Regions from separate parts of the Homo sapiens genome. Here region 1 is linked to region 2. Evidence: chromatin loops called from intact Hi-C (ENCODE). Cell type or tissue: heart right ventricle. All regions are shown on one strand. Each heading gives the region's core, and the rest is flanking DNA. Links, peaks and the distances in the headings are about the cores only.

What was found. Peaks named below come from ENCODE experiments on the same cell type or tissue, not always from the same donor. Only the 100,000 strongest peaks of a DNase experiment are listed, where the experiment ranks them.
Region 1: a loop joins it to region 2, with 9 times the contacts of the local background. A loop is called at or near these places in 6 of 110 quality-filtered maps.

What each region holds. Positions count from the first base shown.
Region 1 is chr2:238,113,998-238,129,530 of GRCh38, reverse strand. It overlaps ESPNL (espin like), which reads right to left. Exons shown (of 9, transcript NM_194312.4): 5 at 12,497-12,628; 6 at 4,147-4,261; 7 at 1,797-1,909; 8 at 627-824. Among named protein-coding and RNA genes, the nearest start is that of KLHL30, 17 kb to the left of the region's middle. RefSeq lists a silencer at 2,067-2,126. In heart right ventricle, for the core only: CTCF peaks have their summits at 8,617 and 8,827 (motif pointing left); no DNase peak of the experiment used is centred there; H3K27me3 peaks cover 1,137 bases.
Region 2 is chr2:238,258,873-238,267,491 of GRCh38, reverse strand. PER2 (period circadian regulator 2) reads left to right here. Exons shown (of 23, transcript NM_022817.3): 9 at 1,902-1,980; 10 at 4,434-4,540; 11 at 5,148-5,301; 12 at 5,655-5,763; 13 at 6,539-6,664; 14 at 7,439-7,523. Among named protein-coding and RNA genes, the nearest start is that of HES6, 23 kb to the right of the region's middle. RefSeq lists an enhancer at 3,209-3,709. In heart right ventricle, for the core only: a CTCF peak has its summit at 3,837 (motif pointing right); DNase peaks (open chromatin) are centred at 3,841 and 6,510; H3K27ac peaks cover 3,043 bases.

The DNA of each region.
Region 1 (15,533 bases), core at 3,829-11,828, 140 kb after region 2:
CAGAGGTGCAATAATCCCAGCCAGGTTCCTCTCCAACCTCAGGCGCCCACTCCATGCCAGGGCGCCTCCTCCTGCTCCTCCCCCGGCCAGCCCGGCCTCAGGACCCTTGCACTGGCTGTTCCCTCTGCCTAGGAGGTGCTTGCCCCAAATTCCCACAGGGCTCCCCCTCTCTTCCCTCTGGCCCCTGCTCAAGGCCACGTCCCCAGAGGGGGCCCCCTAAGCACCCATATATCATAGTCCCCCAACTGCTTTGCTTTCTCCACAGCAGTGGGAATCGCACCCCACACACCTGCCGGCACCTGCCCATGGGCCACCGTCTTCCCTGCTAGACGCTGCGCCCAGGAAGGCCTAGAACAACGCTTGGCACAGGCAGGCATGTGCCACAAATCCGCCAAGTGGAAGGATACGTGGGACCCATGCCTCCAGAGCAGGTGAAGGGGCTCTGCTCAGAGTCCTCTGGTCAGGTTCACTTCATCCTCCGGCGGAAGCAGCAGCTGAGGCCACAGAGGAGAGGGGCCCCTGGGTCTTGGATTCAGTTCTGGGCTTCGGGCGCCCTGACTTCCACTTCCACCTACCTGGAAAAGGCCCCGCCCCGCCCACTGGTCCCGCCCCTGCCGGGGGCCTACCTGGGCCTCTGCGGAGCTCTCTGCGCCCAGGCGCGCCTGCAGCTTCCGCACCATCACCTGCCGCTTCCACTCTGGGATGGGCTGGCCGCGCTCATCCCGCGTGGGCACCAGCCCGTCGATGTCGCCTGAGGGCAGCCCATCCAGCTGTAGTGCGGCCAGGCCATCTGAGGTGTCCCCCGCCAGCGCCGTCTCTGTCCCCTGTGCAGAAGGGGGTGGGTCACACAGGCCCGAAGGGGACCCAGGCCCTGAGTGGAGGGAAGATCCGAGAGGACGTGGGGGGTTGGCTCCGCCCAGGGCACGCTAACAGGGCGCCCTGAGAGGAGGGACAGTGGGGGCCACGGACAGCACCCCACCCCCTCATCCCCAGCTTAAGAGTGAGGCCTCAGAGGGGAGGGACTGGAGGGGGCGGGGTAAGATGTGTGTGAGGGGATTGTCGGCAGAGAAATGAAACCAGAGGTCCCTCCCCGTCCCCTGTGCAAGCCCAGCAGATGCTCGCGGAGCGCACCGTATCCCTGGGCAAACTTGCTCTGGGCACAGCTACATAGACAAAGCCTGGCAGCCAATCCTGTGCCGCGGAGGGCTTGTCAGAGCCTTCAATGTGCCGTGCGCGCTCCAGCTCTCCACGACGGGCAGCAGCGCCACGTGGCGTTTCCCAGACTCCCACCGAACACCTCAATGGTTGAGAATCTGCAGTACCACGCAGGGAAAGTCTGGGCTGGCTTTCTAAGGGCCCGGCGCCCAGGAAAGGGAGAGTAAGGGGGAGCAGGACCCTTCTGCTGGTCTGGGCTGGCCGAGGCCCTGAGGAGGAGGACGGTGGCAGCGGGGCCCTGCCCATGGATGGCTGCTGCGATCTCCGCACTCCAAGCGGGCACGGAGCACCCCTGAGCTCAGAGGTCAGGGAGAGGGGCCTGGGCCACTGCAGCCCTCTGGGATAACAGAGAAGGGTCCCCGTGTTTCTGTGGTGGGGGGGACAGCTGCCGTCGCCCTGACATTCCTGTCTCTTCAGAACTCAGGGTGTTCTCGAGAGCAGCGGAGTGACGCAGGCAGCCTGGCATCCACCCTTCAGGAAAGGCCTGGCTGTGCTGGGGGCTTCTCTGGGCCCCTAAGAGGATGGGAATGGAGGCTGGCTAGGGGCCCCGGGAGACAGGAATGCAGGGGTGGAGGACGAACCTCGGGGTCAGCCGTGGCACTGGTGATGATCCTCGGAGGGGCCGGGCTGGTCATCTGCTCCCTGGGAAGAGGCTGGTCAGGATGGCCAGGCCAGGCCGGGCTGAGGGACATGGCTGCCAAGAAGAAGAAGGGTGTTGCAGAAAGGGCAAGGGCTGGGGAGCAGAGACCCAGAGCCTCGGGGATCCGGCCCTGGGGGCAGAGCTGACCTCCTGAACGATCTGCGAGCTGGGAGCTGACCCCAGCCCACCCTGCCCCAGAACACCTCGGGGGCCCCACTGGACCTTCTCTGGGGAGTCAGTGGGGCCCGCCCCCGCCTGGTCGATGGGAGAGCCTGCGGCACACCGCTGGGCCACGCCGCGGCCCCTCCTGCAGCAGGGGAGGAGCTGGGAAGGGCTTGAGGCCGCCCCTAACGCAGCTCTGCAGGCCCCAAAGCTGGTTCCCTTGCTGCCTGCAATGCTCCCTGCCCCGATGAAAACACACACTTCAGGGTCAACCTCGAGTGAAGAACACGTCTGCATCACAGCCAGGCAGACACGCACAGACACAATCACACACAGACATGCACAGACACAATCACATACACACAACACAGACACAATCACACAGACACAGACACAATCACATCACATACAGACACAGACACAATCATACACACAGACACAATTATACACACAGATACAATCACAGAAACACACACAGAACAGACACACAAACACAATCACACACAGATACACAATCACACACAGATAGACACAATCACACACATACACACAGACACACAATAACAGTGACACACACAATCACAGACACACAGACACGATCATACACACACAATCACACAATCACACAGACATACAGACACAATCACACACGCAGACACAATCACACACAGATACAGTCACACACAGAGAAACACACAGACACAGAACAGACATACACAAACACAATCACACAGAATCACACACAGATACACAGACACAATCACAGATACACACAGACACAATCATACGCAGAGACACACAGACACAAGCATACACAGACACAATCACATACACACAATCACACAGACACAATCACAGACACAATCACACAGAAACACAGAACAGACACACAGACACGGACACAATCACACACAGATACACACAGACACAATCACAGACACACACAAACACAATCACACAGATACACACAGGCACAATCACACACAGATGCATAGACACAATCACACACAGAAACAGACAGAACAGACACACAATCACACAGATACACACAATCACATAGACACAATCACACACTGACACAGACACACAAACACAAACACACATACACAGGCATAATCATACAGAGACACACAATCACAAAGACACACACAGACACAATCACACACACAATCACATACAGACACACAGACACAATCACACACAGATACACAATCATGCACAGAAACACAAACACAATACACAGATGTACAGAACACACAATCACCATACACATACATACAATACAGACACAGACACAATCACAGAGAGACACAATCACAGACACGATCACACACTCGAACACAATCACACACAGATGCACACAGACACAATCACACAGACACAGACACAATCAATCACAGAGACACACAATCACATAGACATAGTCACACACAGACACACATGAACAATCACACACATACACACAGACATAATCACACAGACACACAGACACAGACACAACATACACAGATACACACAGACACAATCACACACAGACACAATCACACACAGAGAAGGGTCCCCGTATCTATGTGTATCACACACAGAACACACAGACACAATCACACACAGAAGCACACTCCCACATGTGAGTACAGGGCCGCAGCAGGGCCCGTGGAGGAAGCTCGCCCTCACTACCTGTGGCACCTGTTGATAATTCCATTCCACTCCACTCCACTCCACTCCACTCCACTCCACTCCACTCCAAGCTGGTCACAGACCCCTAATGGTGGTGGCCCACAGCGTGAGGACTGTTGCTTGCCCTGCTAGCCCATGCATGCGAGGTGTGCTGGGGTCTGAGGGACAGCAGCCCATCCACAAGGGGCCTGGGCCCAACCGGCCCGTCTCCCCGCTTTTACCCCTGGATAAGTTGCTGTAGCTGTAAGTGCCCACCACGGAAAATGCTAATCCTCATGTTTCCAAAGCACCAAAGACAGTCAAGGAAACCTGGAAGCAACTGGGGAGGGAGGGTGATGGGGTGCCCGGCTGCCCGCAGACTTGCCCACCGGTCCAGGACCTCGGAGGGGAGGCCAGTGGCACCCTCTCCCAGGCCCATGCCCTGGGTGGCCCACTTGGGGCTGTGCACTCACGGCTGGGGTTCCCTGGCCCTGGGCCTCCTCTTCTTCCATCCTCCAGGGAGCGCCTCGTGGCCAACAGTGGAGGTGGGGGGAACGGTGGTGGTGGGGGCGTCATCAGCAGGGGCACCTGTGGGTGAATGGGCCTGGTCAGTGGGGGACCCCCGTGGGCTCTTCCCTGCTCACCTAGACAGGGGCAGGGGCACCCAGTGGACGAGCCTTGGGGAGCCTGTGCATCTGAGAAGGGCTGGGACAGGTAAGGAGGTGGCAGGAGAGGGGCAGGTCCTTGATCAGGGTTCTGTCCCAGGGTCATCTCCTGCCTGAGTGCCATCACTTCCTGGCACCCCACCTTGGTTCCCCGCCCACTTTCACCTCTATTGGGTGGGCCACCCCCATCTCAAAGCTCAGCTTCCAGGCTCCCTCTGGAGGCAGCTGAGCTCTGGGGCTCCGGGTACTGGGTTAGGGCCTGGTTTCCAGCTGTGCCCAGCGCCCTGTGGTCTCACAAAGACATGTGCACACATATGCACACACACGCATGTATGCTCTCCTGCACACACATGCATGTACTCTCCTGCACACATGCACGTACACTCTCCTGCACACACACGCACGTACTCTCCTGCACACACGCATGTACACTCTCCTGCACACACATGCATGTACTCTCCTGCACACATGCACGTACTCTCCTGCACACACATGCACGTACTCTCCTGCACACACACACATGTACACTCTCCTGCACACATGCACGTACACTCTCCTGCACACACACGCATGTACCCTCCTGCACACACACGTACACTCTCCTGCACACACACACACGTACTCTCCTGCACACACGCACGTACACTCTCCCGCACACCCCCCTCCCCGACTGCCCTGACTCCTGTGCTGTGGTCCGCCTGGAACTTCAGCCCTGACATGGGGCCTGTCAGTGTCTTGGGGGTGGATGGCCAAGTGAGAAACCTGGTGAGGAGAGGGAAGGGCAGTGGACTAGGATGGGGTCCCCAATGTGCCCACCAGCCGAGGGCATGGGCAGCCCTTGTCCCCAGCCAGCAGGGCCGCATGCCACCGTCCCTCTGGGCACCTCCCCCACTGTGCCTGTCAGACCAAAGCTCTTGTCCCTGCCCTCCAGTGGGCACTGGAAGCCAGACGTGGCCATCAGGGCTCCAGGGTCAGTGCTAGTGAGAGCCCTGGGCAGAGCAGAGCACTCAAATCGGCCACGATTCTGGACATGTGGCCTGGGCCCAGGGCCCGTCGTGGGAGGGGGAGGGACCCATGCTGCAGCTTGCTCGAATGCACGGCTGTCTCTGCCTTCAAATTCGTTCTCCTTTCCGAATGCAGGGCCCCCATTTTCCTGCTGCACCGGGGCCGGACTGCAGTGAAGTTGGCCCTGCCTGAGCAAATCTCTGGCCTCCCTAAGCCTCCCTTGCTCATGGACAAGGTGGCACAGGCTGCCTCCCAGCAAGGATGCTGGGTGGCCCCTCGGCCACCTCCCCTCCAGGACCCTCACCCCACTGGGCCACGGGGAAGGGAACACAGTCTGAAAGCCCATCTGCCCGGCCCCCACGCACCTCACTCCTTCCAGGAATCTGTGCCCACAGCCCAGGAACCCTGGTGCGCGGTGGGCTGGGGAGCAACCGCCCAGCCCCAGCCCCGGAGGCCCTCAGACGCGAACTGCAGAGTGCAGGGAGCACAGCTGTCCTGGGACACCGGGGGCTGCTGAGGCTGCCGCCCCCAGGAGTGGGAGGTGTCACATGAATATTTGAAGGCCGAGGTGTCAGGTGGCCAGGCGGGCTTGGGCCGGGTGTGGGATCTGTTACCACGGAACCTTTAACTGTCCACAGAGCAGGGGCCGGGGAGGGGATGCTCTGGGAGATGGAAGGGGACCTGAGATCCCTGGGCCCCATGAGAAGAGAGACCACCCAGAGGAATCCCCAGCCCCACCTACGGTACGGCCCCCAGGGCACAGATGGGGAAATTGAGGCTCAGAGAGGGCAAGGGGCTTTCTCAAAGCCCCACAGCCGGGCTGCCGCAGAGCCGGGATGAGAGTCTCACTGGAGACCTCAGTCTTTGCTCCCTCCAGTGCCCCTGAACAGCTGCTTCCTTGGTGGGGGACACCACAGAGGTCAGCCTCTAGGGAAAGACCAAGAACACAAAGCCTGGCTGTCCTTTCTGGGCCACTTCTCAGGGCTGTGTGTGCAGGGAGCGACTGAGGGACTAGGACTGACTTGCTGTCTGCTGAGCAACGGCGTGTTCCCCAGACTCAACGGTCCTCAGAGGAGATACAGACCTATGCGGCACAGCTGCCATCGGGACCCAACTCGCACCACCTGGGACTCGGGGGCAAGGGAACGCCTCAAAGCATGATGTGTGCTCCCTGCCGTGCTGAAGGAAGGTCCTCCGTCTTGGACCCAGGAGTCTGGTGTCTTTGTCCACGTTCAAGACATAGCGAGAGGCTGGCGTCGCTGCTTCAAGCAGGGCAGAGTCAGACTCCAGACCAGACGCGGCCAGAAAAGCCAGACACAAGTGGTGTCACCGACAGAGGTGGGCTGAGCCCTGCCTGGAGTGGGCCCCTCAACAGCAAGGCCACCCCAATGCCCCCGCACTGTCCCCTGCCCAGCCAGGACCAAGCCGGGAGTGGGATGGTGCCTCTCGCCTCCTCTCTGCCCCTGCCTGGGAGCCCTCAGCCCCCTCCCTGAGATGGAACCTGCTGTCAGTGGAGAGGGGCCACCCCTGGCAGAGTGAGGGGCTTGGCAGGATGGCAGCCGCCCTCTTATGCTGGGGAAGACAAAAGAGGTGGAAGTTAGTCTGGGGCTCAGGGGACTACCGGACTCTGGCCCCAGCACAGCATCTGTGGCCTGGGGGACCTTACTCGAGGTCCCTGTGGCCCAGCCCTGCTCCACTCCTCACCAACGAGAAGCCCGGGACGCCACCCCCTGAGCCTCCATTTCTTCACCTGTAAATCAGAGTTCTTGGAAATTTGAGGGACTATGGAGAGCACCTGGCATGGGCCTGCAAGACAGTGGCATTCAGACCTTGACGCTGCTGCCACCCTCGGTATTAGGATGGTCTCTGAGTTTAACAGGGATGAGAAGTCTGGCTGTGGCGTTTCTCCGGCAACGGGAGTAACCACACCCCTGGCTCCCATAGGAAGGCCCTGGACACGATGGAGCCTCAGGGATCTGGAGGCGCAGATGTCAGGGTCCTGTCCGTTGGGGTCTTAACATTTAGACATGTGCTGCCCCGAATCCCAGCATTGGACAGTTGCCCTGAGGCTGGTGGTCATGTGGCCCCACGGCCCCGACCGCTGTCGCTGTCCCTGGTTTTTGGTGAGATTTGAGCACCGCGGAGGCTGCATGCATTATACATGGAGAGCATCGTGGTGAGCCAGGTCACAGGCCTGTAATGCCACCCGGTCAGAGAGAATCACGGCCCACGGATGGGTGCCGGACACCCGTTGCCATGGCTGAGATTCCATTACTGGCTGTGTGGGTGCCACCCTTCCCAGCGGGAGGAGAGTGCCCAGGAAGCCTCTCACCTTCTCTGGGCCTCAGTTTCCTCATATATAAAATAAAGATGTCTTAGTACCTTTCTGGACCAAAGGGGAGGGAGTACACCTGTCCGGAGGGCCCACCAGGGCAGGCGCCTCATTGGGTGCTCGAGGAGCTTCTCCTCTACCCAAAAAACAAGGCTCTGGGCCGGGTACGGTGGATCATGCCTGTAGTCCCAGCACTTTGGGAGGCAGAGGCGGGAGGATCACTAGAACCCAGGAGCTCAAGACCAGCCTGGCCAACATGGCCAAACCCCGTCTCTACAAAAAATACAAAAATTAGCTGGGTGTGGTGGCGCACACCTGTAGTCCCAGCTACTTGGGAGGCTGGGGTGGGAGGATCACTTGAGCCTGGAAGGCTGAGGCTGCAGTGAGCTGAGACTGTGCCACTGCACTCCAGCCTGGGTGACAGAGACCCTGTGGTGAGAAAACTGGGGTTTAGAGATGCTCAGAACTTGCCAGTGCCCCATGCCCAGGAAGGGCAGCACCAGTGCTGGCGGGTGGGGGTGAGTGGGACAGCCCTGGACACCATGGGAGATGCCAGAGGCTCTGCTCCCCGAGCATGGAGGGTTCTATTCACCATTCCTGCCCAGACAGGGCACTCAGAGCCCCACAGCCAGGATCCCAGCTCCTTGGCTAGCAGAGGGGAGGGGGCCTGCCTCGAGGGCAGCCCCTGGCCTTCAAGACCGCATCCCTCATTGCGTGGAGAGGGGCCCCAAGGCCCAGGGAGGGTCAGGGCTGGCCTTCCCTAGCACCCTGAGCAGAGCCCGAGCTGGGCGGGCCCCACAGACCCAACACAAAGGAGGTACCGAGGGGGCACCTCCCACAGGGCAGGTCTCAGCACTCCTGTCCAGCATTGCTCCCCAAGCTGCTGCTGCTCTTGGAATGCACGAGTCCCCTGGGGGCAGATACAGGCTGTGCTGTCATGGGGAAGATGATGGATTTCACCACCTCTTCTGAGGCCAGCTCGGAGGCGGCCAGTGTGAGCAGCCCCTGCGGACTGCATTCCCATCAATATTGCAGCAGGCACACGGCCTCCCCCAGCCCACAGCTGACAGCCTGCCCTCCCTCAGAGGCCTGAAGAGGGGACAGCTCCAGTGGTGAGAGACGAGCACCCCCTGCCGTCACCAGACCCTCCCAGAGGGAGAAGACGGAGACAGGCTCCAGTCCCTACCCCGAGCTCCCAAACCGGCTCCTGAAGCTGCAGACTGAGGAGCCGGGAAGGCCCCGGGGTTGGGTTTTCATGCGCCGGGCAGGGGGCGCCCAGGCGCGGGCAGGAGGGGACTCTGGATGGGAAGGACGTGGCGAGCCTAACACGACCCGTCCTCCACTACCACGGGGTCTGGGGACAGAAGGCAGAGGCGCTGCTTGGACAGAAAGCCCAGGCATGGGACCCCAGAATGGCTGGGGCGGGAACAGTGTCAGGGACTCCCAGGAGGTCGGGCGGGGCTGTTCCCTTGTGCCAGGGGCTTGTGGAGGCTGGGACACCTGCAGAGCTGCTGCTGTCCCCACCTGCTAATCTCGGCTGCCATCCAGGGAGGAAGTGCAGGGAGGGGCCCAAAAAAGGCCAAGGCTGACCTAGCGGCCTTGAAGGAGCTGTGGGGAGACCCAGGCAGCCGGCACTCCTGGGCTGTGGGCCATGGAGCACCATCTTCTGTGGCAGAAGCCAGCAGAGCGCCACCACCTTCTCAGCCAAGCCAGAAAGACAGCCTTCTGCTGAACCAGGACCCGCTGGACGCCTAGCAAGCACACCATTTAGTAAATACGTGACTTCCAACAGTGACTGAATTCTAGTTCCTGAAACTGCTGCACCAGGGAAAAACCAGGGCAGAGCCGTGCTCCCCGGAGGCCACCTGAGCCACCTGTGCAGCACGGCAGGACTGGTGTGGGTTTCCGTCAGTGCCAACAGAGGCCCCAGTGGTGGCAGTGTGACAAGTGTCCAGCAGGCCCCAGGGGCTGGGGTGGGGGGGACTGTGGCTCTGCCCCAGTTGGTCCCAGATGCTCTGAGGGGACACATCAGAGAAGAGGAGGCACAGCAACCCCTTGGGGAGACAAAGGGTTTGGGGGGTGGAGGGCGATGACACCTTCCAGTCCTCAGTCCCCTCACCCGAAAAGAAGGGCCAGGTGATTTCAGAACACCTTCCTGAAGGGATGACCAGTAAAAGAGGTGTGGCAGAAACCGAGCTAGGTTAGAGGGATTTGTCACAGTAACTGCCCCAGGCCTCCCCTCCTCCAGCTCCCCTCCTCCATCCACCTCCTCCATCCACCTCCTCCATCCATTCCTCCTTCATCCACCTCCTCCATCCACCTCCTCCATCTCCCCTCCTCCACCCACCTCCTCCATCCACCTCCTCCATCCACCTCCTCCATCCATTCCTCCTTCATCTAACCTCCTCTCCTCCACCTCCCCTCCTCCATCTACCCTCCTCCATCCACCTCCTCCATCCACCTCCTGCATCCAACTCCTTCATCCACGTCCTTCATCCACCTCCTCCATTCACCCTCCTCCATCCACCTCCTCCATCCAACTCCTTCATCCATTTCTCCTCCATCCACCTCCTCCGTCCAACTCTTTCATCCATTTCTCCTCCATCCATCCTCTTCCATCCACCCTCTTCCTTCCACCCTCCTCCATCCACCCTCCTCCATCCATTCCTCCTCCATCCACCCTCCTCCATCTCCCCTCCTCCATCCATTCCTCCTCCATCCAAGGCCTTCATCCACTTCTCCTCCATCCATCCTCTTCCATCCACTCTCCTCCATTCACCCTCTTCCATCCATCCTCTTCCATTCATTCCTCCTCCATTCACCCTCCTCCATCCACCCTCCTCCATCAATCCTCTTCCATCCACTCCTCCTCCATTAACCCTCCTCCATCCACCCTCCTCCATCAATCCTCTTCCATCCATTCCTCCTCCATTAACCCTCCTCCATCCACCTCCTCCGTCCAACTCTTTCATCCATTTCTCCTCCATCCGTCCTCTTCCATCCACCCTCTTCCTTCCACCCTCCTCCATCCATTCCTCCTCCATCCATTCCTCCTCCATCCACCCTCCTCCATCTCCCCTCCTCCATCCACCCTCCTCCATCCATCCTCCTGCAACCACCCTCCTCCATCCATTCCTCCTCCATCCATTCCTCCTCTATCCACCCTCCTCCATCTCTCCTCCTCCATCCACCCTCCTCCAACCACTCTCCTCCATCCATTCCTCCTCCATCCACCCTCCTCCATCCACCCTCTTCCATCCACCCTTCTCCATCCACCTCCTCCATTCACTCTCCTCCATCCACCTCTTCCATCCATTCCTCCTCCATCCACCCTTCTCCATCCACCCTCCTCCATCTCCCACCATCCACTCTTTTCCATCCACCTCCTCCATTCACTCTCCTCCATCCACCTCTTCCATCCATTCCTCCTCCATCCACCCTCCTCCGTCCACCCTCTTCCATCCACCCTTCTCCATCCACCTCCTCCATCCATTCCTCCTCCATCCATTCCTCCTCCATCCACCTTCTCCACCCACCCTCCTCCATCTACCCTCCTCCATCCATTCCTCCTCCATCCACCCTCCACCATCCATTCCTCCATCCATTCCTCCTCCATCCACCCTCCTCCATCCATCTGCTGCTCCATCTGCCCTCCTCCAACCATCCTCCACCATCCATTCCTCCATCCATTCCTCCTCCATCCACCCTCCTCCATCCATTCCTTCTCCACCCACCCTCCTCCATCCAACTCCTCCATCCACCCTCCTTCATCCATCCTCTTCCATCCATTCCTCCTCCATTCACCCTCCTCCATCCATTCCTCCTCCATTCACCCTCCTCCATCCATTCCTCCTCCATCCACCTTCCTCCATCTATTTCTCCTCTGTCCACCTCCCCTCCATCCACCCTCCTCCTTCCACCCTTCTTCATCCATTCCTCTTCCACCCATCTCTCCTCTGTCCACCCTCCAGAGCTCTCCCCCCTCCATGTATCCCTCTCCTCATTTTTCACTCCTTTGGCCTCCCTGCCCCATTCATTCCTCCTCTGTCTGTTCCCTCCCCATCCATCCCTTCCTCTGCTCACCCTCATGCATCCACCTGCTTTTCTGTCCATTTGCTCATTAGTTCATTCAGCAAACACTTGTTGAGCTCTGTCACGTTCTAAGGGCTGGGGACCAGTGGGATAGACAAGATCCGTGTCCTTACAAATGGGGAAATGAGAGGCTGTGGGGTCCCAGGCTGAGAGACGAGAGCCAGGGCTGGAATCTGCTGCCTTCCGGCTGCTGCAGGGCTGTTGGCCGCCTTGCGATCACCTCTGGGAGGTTCCGTTCCCACTCCTGGGGCTCCTCAGTCTGACATACATCACCCACATCACCCACATCACCCACGAGGAACTCTGGCCACCGAGGCTCTTGAGTCACAGATGTGGTCTCTGTGACCCAGACGAAAGGCATGGCCTGGCCAAGTTCCAGCCACAAGCCCAGGCCGGGCCCTGGCCACAGCCATGGCCCCAGGCCCTGTCACATGCCCTCTGTCCTGACCCCTGTTACAGCCCCTGTCCTTGTCACAGCCCTGGCCCCACCCCTGTCACAGCCCCTGTCCTGGCCCCTGTCACAGCTCCTGTTACAGCCTGGCCCTAGCACTGGCTGCCCTGTGGCGCCTCAGTCCTGCCCAGGCCCTTGCTCCTGGCTCCAATGCCATGTATGAGTTGGACATGGTGAGCTTCCCAGCTGACTATGCTGCAGGTTCAGCAGTGGGGTCCTGGCTGGGGTCTGGGCCCACCCCCCATGCCTCCAGGGCAGCTGGGGACCCTGAGCCTTACCGGCTGGGCCACCTCCCGCAGGTACTGGGCGCAGTCCCGGTGTCCATGGTACTCCGCCAGGTCTGCCGCCGTGTAACCATCTTCATCCCGCAGGGAGGGGTCCACGTGGTGGGAGACTAGGGTCTGGCAGCACTGCAGTGAGGAGGGCACACATGTGACCCACCACGACACAAACCAGGTGCCCATGGGACTGGCCCTGTGCGGGCCGCTCCCCTGCCCCATGGCGCAGGCTGCCCTGATGCCCTTCCCAGCAGGGGCAGGACTTGAATCTGGGCCGTGGGGTGCCAGAGACCTGCCTAGGAGCCCCCGAGCCTCATCCCACAGCCACCCTGTCCTGGCCCAGACAGTACCAGGCACTGCTTATGAAGCAGTGCTGAGCTGACAGGCATCAGGGTGCCCCGTCCAGACCCCTCACAGCTGCCATGGCCCAAGTGTCAAATGCAGAACCAGTTTCCATGTTTGCCACCCTTGGAGGTGTGGATCAATGCACGTGAAGAGACGAGGCTCAGAGAGACAAGCAACCGGCCCCTGCCCCAGGGACTCAGGGCTACTTCCTGCCACAGCCCCACTCTCCGTGGGACCATCCTCCTGGCCCAATGAGGTTCCCCCCTAGTGCCTGGAGCACCAGCTCATGCCTGACCAAGCCGCTCACCACCTTTGCCAGCCACACTGCATGCTCCTACCCAGCCAACTTGGGGCCAGGACCCTCCTGTCTCCTTGTACCTGATGGGCTCTTGTGATGGGAATGGGGAGGAAGAGGGGAGGGAAGGAAGCTGGGGAGGGAGTCCACAGGACTGGAAGGCTAGAGGACATCTTGGCCTGTGAAGGATTCAGTTGGAAGAGGGACGGGGGACCTCAAGAATGAATTCTGTACTTTATTCTGTAAACATTTCTGTGTCTCTTTTGTAGTACCAGGGAAACACAAAAACGAACTCGAGTTAGGCGAACGCTGTGTTCACAAAACTGTGCCTTTGACCCAAATGTATCTCTGAGATAGACCAGCTGGGCCTCAGCATCTTTGGGTGACACTGAATTGAACTAAGTAAGAAGTTGTGAGACCCTTGGCCGGGCGCAGTGGCTCATGCCCGTAATCCCAGCACTTGAGGAGGCCAAGGCGGGTGGATCACCTGAAGTCAGGAGTTCCAGACCAGCCTGACCAACATGGTGAAACCCTGTTTCTACTAAATACAAAAAATTAGCCAGGCGTGGTGGCGGGCGCCTCTAATCCCAGCTACTTAGGAGGCTGAGGCAGGAGAATTGCTTTAAGCCAAGAGGCGGAGGTTGCAGTGAGCCAAGGTGGCACCACTGCACTCCAGCCTGGGCAACAACAGTGAAACTCCACCTCAAACAAGTTGTGAGACCCCAAAGGAATTTTCAGCTCCTCTCTGGACTGCAGTGCCTCACCTATAAAAGGTGCAATTAGTGTTCATTCTCTACAGATAAATACAGGTTCAGCATGCATGTGGAGCGGCGGGTGTGCCATGCCGTGAGTAAATACAACGTGACGCTGTCGTGTGTGGCAGGGGGCCTGGCAGCGAAGTCCAGTGGCCTTGAGCTCATCTGGCTCTGTGACTTGCTGGTCAGAGAACTTGGCCAGCTAACTGGGCCTGTCTGTAAAGTAAGGACACCTGCATTGATCTATGGTCGGCACCACCAGCCTCCCTTGCCCCGGCCCCTACCGACACTCACCTGCGCAGCTAGCAGGTCAGCTTGAGACCTCGAGGGCGAGTGCCTTGTCCTGGGGGAATCCTCTGGAGGGCTTCCTTCCCCTCCCTCCTCTGCCCTGAGTTCCATGGCCTCCAAGGTGGCCACAGCCTGAGGAGGCCACAGCGCCACCAGGGGAAGGTGGACAAAAAGATAGAGCCCTGCTCCCTGGAATCCCTGCAGGTCCGAAAGACCAGTGCCAGAACCGCCGCAAGATCAGCTCCAGAACCGCCACAAGACCAGAGCCAGAACCACCGCAAGACCGGAGCCAGAACCGCCGCAAGACCAGCGCCAGAACCGCAGAGCCACAGGGCTTGTCACTGCCTGAGGATGATGACCCTGCGCCTCTAAGCTGCAGACTGGGGTGTCTGCTCACGCACTGCCTGCCTTCCTGGGTGCCGTGCTGCCCTCCAGAGAGTAAGCAGCTCAGCCCGGGGGCCGCCGGCTCTGGCACAAATATGCAACCCTGGTCGTGGTGCGAAAGCTGCCACCCATAGCGTGGCCGGGTGCCCACAAGGCTTTATTTGTGGGCACTGACATTTTAACTTCAGATGAGTTTCATGTGTCATGAGATGTGATTCTTTTTCCTTTTCCCCATTTAAAAAGGGAAAAACTATTTTGAGCTTGTGGGGCCACACAAAATCAGGCGTGCGCACACCCCTTCCCCGGGGGCTGCTGGGAGGCTTGAACCAGATAACGCCTGAAGGCTCCTGGAGGCCCAGAAGGGCTGAGCCAGTGGCTGGTGTGGCTGAGGAAGCAGGAAGCATTTGTCAGATGTGCAAGGACACCGGGGCTGGGGAGGCTGGGGCAGGTCGCTGAAGCCAGTCGCTGGAGAGAGGCACTGCTCCCGGAGGCTCTGGGCTGGGGGAATGGCAAAGGTTTGCCAGGGCGCGGTGGGTGTGTGGGTGGGTGGAGGCGGAGCGTCCCCAAGGAGCTGTTGCTGGGAAGAGGAGGCCAGGATGCGGAGGAGGGGAGTTACGGGGTCTGCAGGAGTATGAGGGGTGTCACGGCAGAGGAAGGGGGACAAGTGTCAGACCTGGCCCCAAATGGTGCTGGGGAGAGAGGGCAAAGCCCTGATAGGAACAGAGCCATGGGGAGGAGGAAGGGAACCTCTCCCCCAGAGTGACGGACCCCATCACCGCTGGGATTGTCAGCAGAGGGTGGGTAGTGACAGACAGAACTCTGTCTGGAAGTCTGTGCAGAGGCCACAGCAGTGGAAAAGCAGGTGAGCAGATGGATCCACTCCAGGGAGGAGAGAACCAGGTGGGTCAGACCAACCCACTGCCCAAGGACGTGAAACACGGATTCACTGTAAAAGTCACCTGCTGACAGC
Region 2 (8,619 bases), core at 1-8,000:
AGGCTTGCTGTGCCTCTGTATGCCCAGCATTCTGGACCACAGTCTCTGCTCCTGCTGCCACCTCACTCACAGAATCCAGCTCACCTCACCTTGACCCTCTTGGTCCATTAGCTCTTCTGGCTACCCCACCCCCAAAATAATATCTGGGCTCTTCTCTTGAAGCTCAGAGGTTACAAGGCATTGTGCCACCTTGATGGGTCCTTCCTGTGGTCCCTCTTAAGAGCCTGCTTTGTGGCACCTTGGTCCTTGTATTGGCCGAAATCCCTGGCCAGGAACTGTAGGTGCTCACCTTGGCTGCTGAGCGAGTCACATGATCTCCAGATTCTCTGAAGGCAGGTGCATTCTGCAACTGCTGAACCCGGGGAAGCCAGCTGAGTCTGCTGTGCTGTGTTCACCACCTTCTCTGTGGTGAATGACAGCTTTTTTTTTTTTTTTTTTTTTTAAGAGATGGAGTCTTGCTCTTTTGCCCAGGCTGGAGTGCAGTGGTGCTATCTTGGCTCACTGCAACCTCCGCCTCCTGGATTCTACAATTCTCCTGCCTCAGCCTCCCAAGTACCTGGGACTACAGGTGGATGCTGCCACACCCAACTAATTTTTTTCTTTTTTTTTGTATTTTAGTAGAGACGGGGTTTCACTGTGTTGCCCAGGCTGGTCTCGAACTCCTGAGCTCAGACAATCCACCTGTCTCGGCCTCCCAAAGTGCTGGGATTACAGGCGCGAGCCACCGCGCCCGGCCAAATGACAGCCTCTTAAAAGTGATAGAAATATTTTAAGTATGTGACTTTCTCTGCAATGTTTTTTGTGTTCCTGCGTGTATTACAGAATGTTCTTTTCCAAATAGTAAGGTTTAGAGAGGGTACTTAGAGTTCAACAAGTTATTCCCCCAAATTACCAGTCTCCTTCAAGAATGAAAATGTTGGAATTTTGAATGTTTTGTCCATGAATTGAGGAAAATTTTGGATATATGACTCACTTTATGCAAATTACTCTATCAGCTTTGTCCACCTTTGTCTAGTTTCTAAACTGTGAAGTTCTCCAGTATAGTGACATTTGCTAAGAAATCTGAATCCAGACCAGGTGCAGTGGCTCATGCCTGTGGTCTGGCACTTTGGGAGGCTGAGGTAGGAGGATCTCTTGAGCCTGGGCATTTGAGACCATCCTGGGCAACATAGTGAGACCCTGTCTCATTAAAAAAAAAAAAAAGAAATTTGAATCCAAGTATGTAACTCATTTTCCTAAAAATAATGTGTCAGATCACTGTAGTTTCATCTTAAACATCATAAAGATGGGGCCGGGCGCAGTGGCTCACGCCTGTAGTCCCAGCACTTTGGGAGGCCAAGGTGGGCGGATCACGAGGTCAGGAGATCGAGACCATCCTGGCCAACACGGTGAAACCCCACCTCAACTAAAAATACAAAAAATTAGCTGGGCGTGGTGGCACACGCCTGTAGTCCCAACTACTGGAGAGGCTGAAGCAGGAGAATCGCTTGAACCTCGGAGGCGGAGGTTGCAATGAGCCGAGATCGTGCCACTGCACTGCAGCCTGGGCAACGCAGCAAGACTCTGTCTCAAAAAAAAAAAAAAAAATCGTAAAGATGGCCTTCCAGCTTTATTTTGCTAAGAGTAGTCTTTACGTGGTCCGTGTGGTTTTGTTAACACGGCAGTTTCGATTTACTAGACTAAAACTAGCATATAAAGAAGCTAAGAAGGCTGGCCAACGATCCCACAACCAGCATAAGGTTCTCAGTGTGGCAGTCTCTGTTGTTCAGAGTCCATGTTTTAATTTTTTTCTTTAGCTGCTCATTACTCTGAATCTACAGGGTGTTTTCTGGTAGTTTTAATATAACATCAAATATGCATTTCTTAGGATCACAAATGTGTGCAATATTCTGTTCTTTCAGCCCCTAGAATTCCTCCTGAAAAGAGAATTTTTACAACCACCCATACACCAAATTGTTTGTTCCAGGATGTGGATGAAAGGTACGTGGTCTTGACCCACCCCCTTTTTCATGTTTTTGATATAAAAGCTATTTAGCCAAAGCCAAGACTGCATCTTGGTTTTATAATTACATGATAATGGACAAAAACATGTAATTATATACAGGCAATGAAATAATTATGGAATTACACTGAAAACTTCCTAAGATATGCACATGGTGTAATTGAGGCTTTCTGGAGAGCTGTTGATCTAATTGAGCCTGTCTTAATTCTCCCATATAAACCCATTCGGAGTGGATAATGGTCCAGACAGAGGCGCTGTTGCCTGGGACCAGTGTCAGGGTGGAAGCCGGAGATGCCATTGGCTGGATCCCAGCAGAAGTCTATCTTCCAGCCTGTGTGCTAGAGGCTTCTCCAGGGGACAGGATTTTCTCCATGCCTCAGAGCCCCACTTGGGTCCCTCTCTCTGGGTCTCCCCCTCAGGGTGCTGTAGCAGGTGCGAACAGTCCCAGTGAGATTTGGGAGCACCCATGTTCTGAGTGGCTTCTGCCCCCACCATGCATCTTCTCCCAGCTCCTCCACAAATGCATGAAGACTCCAAAAACACTTGGGCCGGCTAGGTGCAGTGGCTCACACTTATAATCCTAGCACTCTGAGAAGCTGAGATAGGAGCATCACTTGAGGCCAGGAGTCTGAAACCAGCCTGTTTGAAACCAGGAGTTCAAAACGTAGCAAGACCCTGTCTCTGCAAAATAAAATAAAAATTAGCTGGGTGTGGTGGTGTGCACCTGTAGTCCCAGCTACTCAGAGGCTGAGGCAGGGGGATCACTGAGCCTAGGAGTTCAAGGCTACGGTGAGCTATGATTGCACCACTGCACTCCAGCCTAGGTCACAGCAAAAGACCCTGTCTCAAAAAAATAGAAAGAAAAAAAATGTGTGGGCCACTGGCAGTAGTCACCGAAAAGTGACCTCAGAAGATACCACAGGAAGTGGACCAAGAAGCACCAGTGTGCTGGGTTCCTAAAATGAACCAGGTCACCTAGAAGCTGGAGGATCAAGACCTCTCCCTCCTCTACTCTTGGCCCAGGGACACAGGCCCCCATCCTTGGAGTCAGGGCCACACAGCTTCCTGGGGAGGCTCTATGGGTAAAAAGGGATCCGTCACTTCCAGCTCCAGGTGGCTCAGGTGTGTCCGCGGGGCTGCCTGGGGCAGAGCCAGTTTGCAGATGCAGGCTTCTGGACACCACCCTGCCCTGTGGAACCAGGATCTTGGAGGGCAGGGCCTGGGGCCGTATATGTAAAGCAGCCTCTGGAGACTTTTCTTCCTTCAGAGATCTGAGAACTGTCTCTAACCCACTCCCATGCCAACTTGGTGTCCAGCTCAGCCCTGTGCAGGGAGGTTGGCAGACAGGTTCACCTGGCATGATGGGCCACAGCCTGCAAGCTCTCCTTGATGAAGCCTTGTGTGTGGCCTGGCTCACAAAGCCCAAGGACAGCCAGGGCTCCCCCTCCTCCTCCCCTCCTTCTTTTCACCCTCCACCCCCTTTCTGCTCCCTCCTCTTCCTCCTCCCCCTCTTTTTCCTTCCTGTTCCCCCACTCCTCTCCTCTTCCTTCCTCTTCTTCCTCCTTCAGCAAGGCCTTGATGGGACGGATGCCAGGAACATTCTGTATATCCTGTCCAAAGGAAAACATGAGGCCTGAAGAGAGAGCCTCAGACAAGAAGGAGGAAATCAAAGAATAACGCCAGGCCCTTGAGAAAGTTCTGCACCATGGTCTAAAGATTCACAGGGAAAATCCTTCTACACAAGCAGCAGAGTTTGAGGAAACATTGGTTTGGATGCAACAAGTGTTAAGAGGCAGATCGGGAGAAGAAATGGTCGGTGGAGCCGGCAGAGGGCGCTGGACACAAACAGAAGCAGAAGGTGCTGCTGAAGTTCAGCTCCGTCCTGCAATGGAGCAAAGCCACAGCTCTGGGAGGAGGCATGAGCTCAAAGGGCAGAGGCCCAGCCAGCCACCGAGACTCCAAAGAAGCCACAGTAAACCAACTGGATGCTGAGGCCAAAGTCACACGAGACCAGGCTGGAAAAGAAGCACATACAAAGGGTTTTCCGAGGCCCAGGCAAAACTTGTTAAGCAAAAATCCATGCCAGGTCACATGTGGCCAAACTAATGAATGACACTGAAAAAGAAAAAGATGCTGGAAGGAAGAAAACAAAAGCATGATCATGACTTATCTCTTGGGAGGTGAAACGCAGAGCTGAAGCACTCAGGCCCCAGCAGAGGGAGCCTCCTTCAGCGTCCTGGACAGTGAACCTTCGTTTGCTATTGATTAAAAGTCTAGCTGGTTCTGTTAGTCCAACTTTTGATCTCCGGGGGTGGGGGAGGGGGTGGGGTTTGGAGTGTATCTTCTCTTTCCAGGGAATAAGATGGTTCTTAGTGACAATCTCCTCATCTGTTTGGATGCCAATCCTAGCGTGTGTCTGCTTGCCTTCCAGGGCGGTCCCTCTCCTGGGCTACCTACCTCAGGACCTGATTGAAACCCCAGTGCTCGTGCAGCTCCACCCTAGTGACAGGCCCTTGATGCTGGCCATCCACAAAAAGAGTAGGTCCCCTTTTCATGGTACATCCTGAAGTGTTTGGCGGAAGTTCCTGTGTCCTTGGGGCTGCTTCTTGGGACCAGTCTAGCTCTGACAGGTCAGATCAGCTAAGGACAAGCAGGTGGTAGACGCCCGCCTCGCCGCCTCCCTCCTGGCACTGCAGTGCCCAGTGGAGTCGAGAGAGAGGGGTAAACTCATGTGAGTTCCTTTGTGGCCAGTTGTTTCTCAGTCCGTGGCCTGAGTCCGTAGCATCTTATGTTTACTGTTGGCTTCAGTGGCGCATGGGAGGAGGGGAGACCAGTTCATCTGTGGCTAGGAAGGTTCTCACCAGGCCAGGGGAGTGCACAGTGCATGTCCTCACCAAGCCCAGCCCTCATAGATGCAAGTGACACTAGCAGAGGTGAAACATGGGATGAAACAGCTCCTGCTGGAAACAGCCTCCTGGTAATCTACAGCAAAAACAGGAGGTTGAAAGCAGTGGCTTTGAAGAAGTGTTCATACCCCTACAGTTTGCAAATGATCCTGGGCCTGAGTGACTCTTGACTTGTCTCTCTCTACTATAAATCCTGTTTGCTCCCCTTTTCCCCTGAATGCTGGCTTTTGCTCTCCTAGTCCTGCAGTCAGGCGGGCAGCCTTTCGACTATTCTCCCATTCGGTTTCGCGCCCGGAACGGAGAGTACATCACGTTGGACACCAGCTGGTCCAGCTTCATCAACCCATGGAGCAGGAAAATCTCCTTCATCATTGGGAGGCACAAAGTCAGGGTGTGAGTGCTCCAAGGGCCCGAGGTGGCTCAGGGGTCTTGGGCGGGGGTCTCGGGCTGTCCTCACCTCCCAGCAACAGATGGCATAGGGAGGGGCTGAGAGGCCAAGACCGAAACCTTGCTTCCTGCCACCAATCTGGAGCCCCAGACTGCTAGGCAGGGGTGACCTGTCCTCTGCCCCCAAGTGGGAGGGACCTCATTCAAGCAGAGTAGGGAGTGGACAGGCAGCAGCCTGGGGGGCTGCAGGGGAGAGGCAGAGGGCCCACCCAGGCAGGCAGCATGTAGTGGCTATACAGTCACGCCAGAGAGGTCCTCCTGTGGGGCCCCATCTAACAAGATGAATTAAAACCACGCAGGGGCCCTTTGAATGAGGACGTGTTTGCAGCCCACCCCTGCACAGAGGAGAAGGCCCTGCACCCCAGCATTCAGGAGCTCACAGAGCAGATCCACCGGCTCCTGCTGCAGGTGGGTGTGGTGCCTGCATGTCCTCCTCCCAGGTAGCAGCCTGAGAGCCCCCTGCAGAGGACATAGGCTCTGAACCCTGGTCCTGGCACACCCACTCAGACAGCTTCATCTGTCATTCTCTGAACATCCCCCAGGGGACAGTTTGGGCATAGACTGTGCTAGTCCGAGACAGTCCATAGTACCCTTGGCTCTCTCCAGCCTTGCATTCGACCTTGTCTGAACTGCAGCCCTGAGTGAGTAGCTGAAGGACGTGTGCAGACCCCGTGCTCTGACACAGGCTGCATAGTTCCAGAGTGACCTCTCAGTGGTGCGGGGGCTCATTCTAATCCAGAGCAGTGGGACTTAAGGGAGGGACATTGTACTCAAGGTCCCTAAAAAAAATCAGGCCCACTGCAGTCAACCCCACACCTGAGTAGGCGCCTGCCTGTCAGTTCCCGGAGACTGTGGAGTGAAGCTGTCATCGCATCTTGTTTGTTTTAAACCCATCCACAGAGGCGTGGCTGGCTGCAGCCATGCGTTGATGAGCGGGTTGGACACATTCCTTTGGTGCCGTCTCCTCGGTGACTGCATGTCTGGGTCGGGGCACCGCGGCTGGAGGCCAGGAGTCTACCTCTGGAGCTGACCCTGGGGTTCAAACCTCAGCTCCCCTGGTCTCTGCCATGTAGCCTTAGGCGGGTCGCCATCCTCTCTGCGAAACAGGGTGTGTTGGCAGGGGGCCACATGCATAGCTCAGCAGCCCTGGCTGTGTCTGTAGCGCTGTCTGCTGTCTCCCCAGCCCGTCCCCCACAGCGGCTCCAGTGGCTACGGGAGTCTGGGCAGCAACGGGTCCCACGAGCACCTTATGAGCCAGACCTCCTCCAGCGACAGCAACGGCCATGAGGACTCACGCCGGAGGAGAGCCGTACGTCTCCTTCCATTCTCCCTGAGAAAATGAGTTTGTGGATGTCCCTCCAGAGTTAAAAAGCACACTCAAGACAACCTTTGGCAGTTAGGAGGGGCTTCCTGATTGCAGCTGTTGCTGCTTCCTTTCTAAACTTTGTCCACTTGGGACTTTTTAATCTCTTAAGAGTTGAAAGAGCTAGAAACCATAGCTAAGTGTTGGTTGAAAATTATTTAAAACAGACAAAACAAGCAAAAGTGAAGATTTAACTAGGATAGAAAGAAGAAAATGTGGGCTGGGTGCGGTGATTCACACCTGTAATCCCAGCACTTTGGAAGGCCGAGGCAGGCGGATCACCTAAGGTCAGGAGTTCAAGAACAGCCTGGGCAAGGTGGTGAAACCCCGTCTCTACTAAAAATACAAAAATTGCCTTGCATGGTGGCGCGCCCCTGTAATCCCAGCTACTCGGGAGGCTGAGGCAGGAGAATGGCTTGAACCCGGGAGGCAGAGGTTGCAGAGAGACAAGATTGCGCCACTGCACTCCAGCCTGGGTGACAGAGCAAGACTCTGTCTTAAAAAAAAAAAAAAATGTAATGTGCCGTTTTGCTTTATTTTTTATTATTCTTTAGGATCATCAAATAGGTTTTATCTAGCTCTACACCTGTCAGATTTCTCATCCACAGTTTCCTTCTGTGTTGCTGAAATTATTTCAGCCATCCTCTGTTCTCACTTTGCCGGACAGACTGAAGGAGGTCTCCTAGAATGAATAATGTGTTCATTTTGTTTTTCTTCAAGGAAATTTGTAAAAATGGTAACAAGACCAAAAATAGAAGTCATTATTCTCATGAATCTGGAGAACAAAAGAAAAAATCCGTTACAGGTAAAAAAAAAAATATTCAACATTTCCTTACTGAAACTAGAGTATGGCCACATGAGAAGAGGGAACCTGGGTTAAATGCTGACTCTGGCTGGCAGGGAGTCTACCTTGTAGCCGTGTCACACCCCCTTCTGCGTTCAGCACAGTCTGCAGCTTCCAAGAGGCGAGAGCAGCCCAGTCCTGCACTCAGCCAGTGCAGGCACTGATGTCCACACTGGGCACCTGATGCCCTGCAGGCCTGGCGGGGTGTGGCTAGGTGTGCAGGCCTGGGGAGCTGTGACCAGTGTGCCTTCCTGCACCCTGGCCTGCCAGCAGGGTGTGCCTGGGAGCCACGGCCTGGGCCGCTTGTTCTTGCTGTACAGAGTAGCTGTATGGCTGTGTGTTTACACTTGCAAACCCTTCACTCACACACACACACAACTGCCGACGGTTTGCCCAGCATCCACATACACTCAAACCAAACCTGTCTGAAGTGGGGAGTACCACCCAGGGGCTGCCGACCCACCCCCACTGCAGCAGCCCTTTCCTACCACAGCGCCACACTTCCCAGGCAGCTTCACAGTGTCATGCGCGGGTTCAGATTCATGCTGCTCCTCTGTCCCGCATGTATTTCTCACACAGCATGCACACAGACACGTGTGCACACATGCATGCATCCCAGTCCCCTCCCCCTGGTGGGCCCTTGCTCATTCTCTGTGCTCAGGCCGAAGCCTCCCGTGGGGAACACTCTGGCCAGACACCGCTAGGACTTTTGGCCTTGGGGATGTGTTGGTGGACATGCTGCCTGCTGGACTCTGTGCTGGGTGTTGGGGACACGCTAATGAGCTGGACACAGCTCTTTGCTTGAGGGTCCCTAGGGGACAGGCATGTGATGAATGTCGTTGGGGCAAGAGTCGAATCTGCAGCACAGTGAGCAGGCAGTTGTCATCATAATTGTTACTAGCAGGGATCACCTTGAAAACACTGGCCTGGCCCAGGAGGAGCATAAAGTACGTGGGCTCTCATTGGCCCTGAAAGTTTAAGAGTTCAAGTGAGAACTGCTGTCTCCCACTGCTGAGTCCCTGACCCCTGGGGACAGCCTAGACCCCAGAGAGAAGCA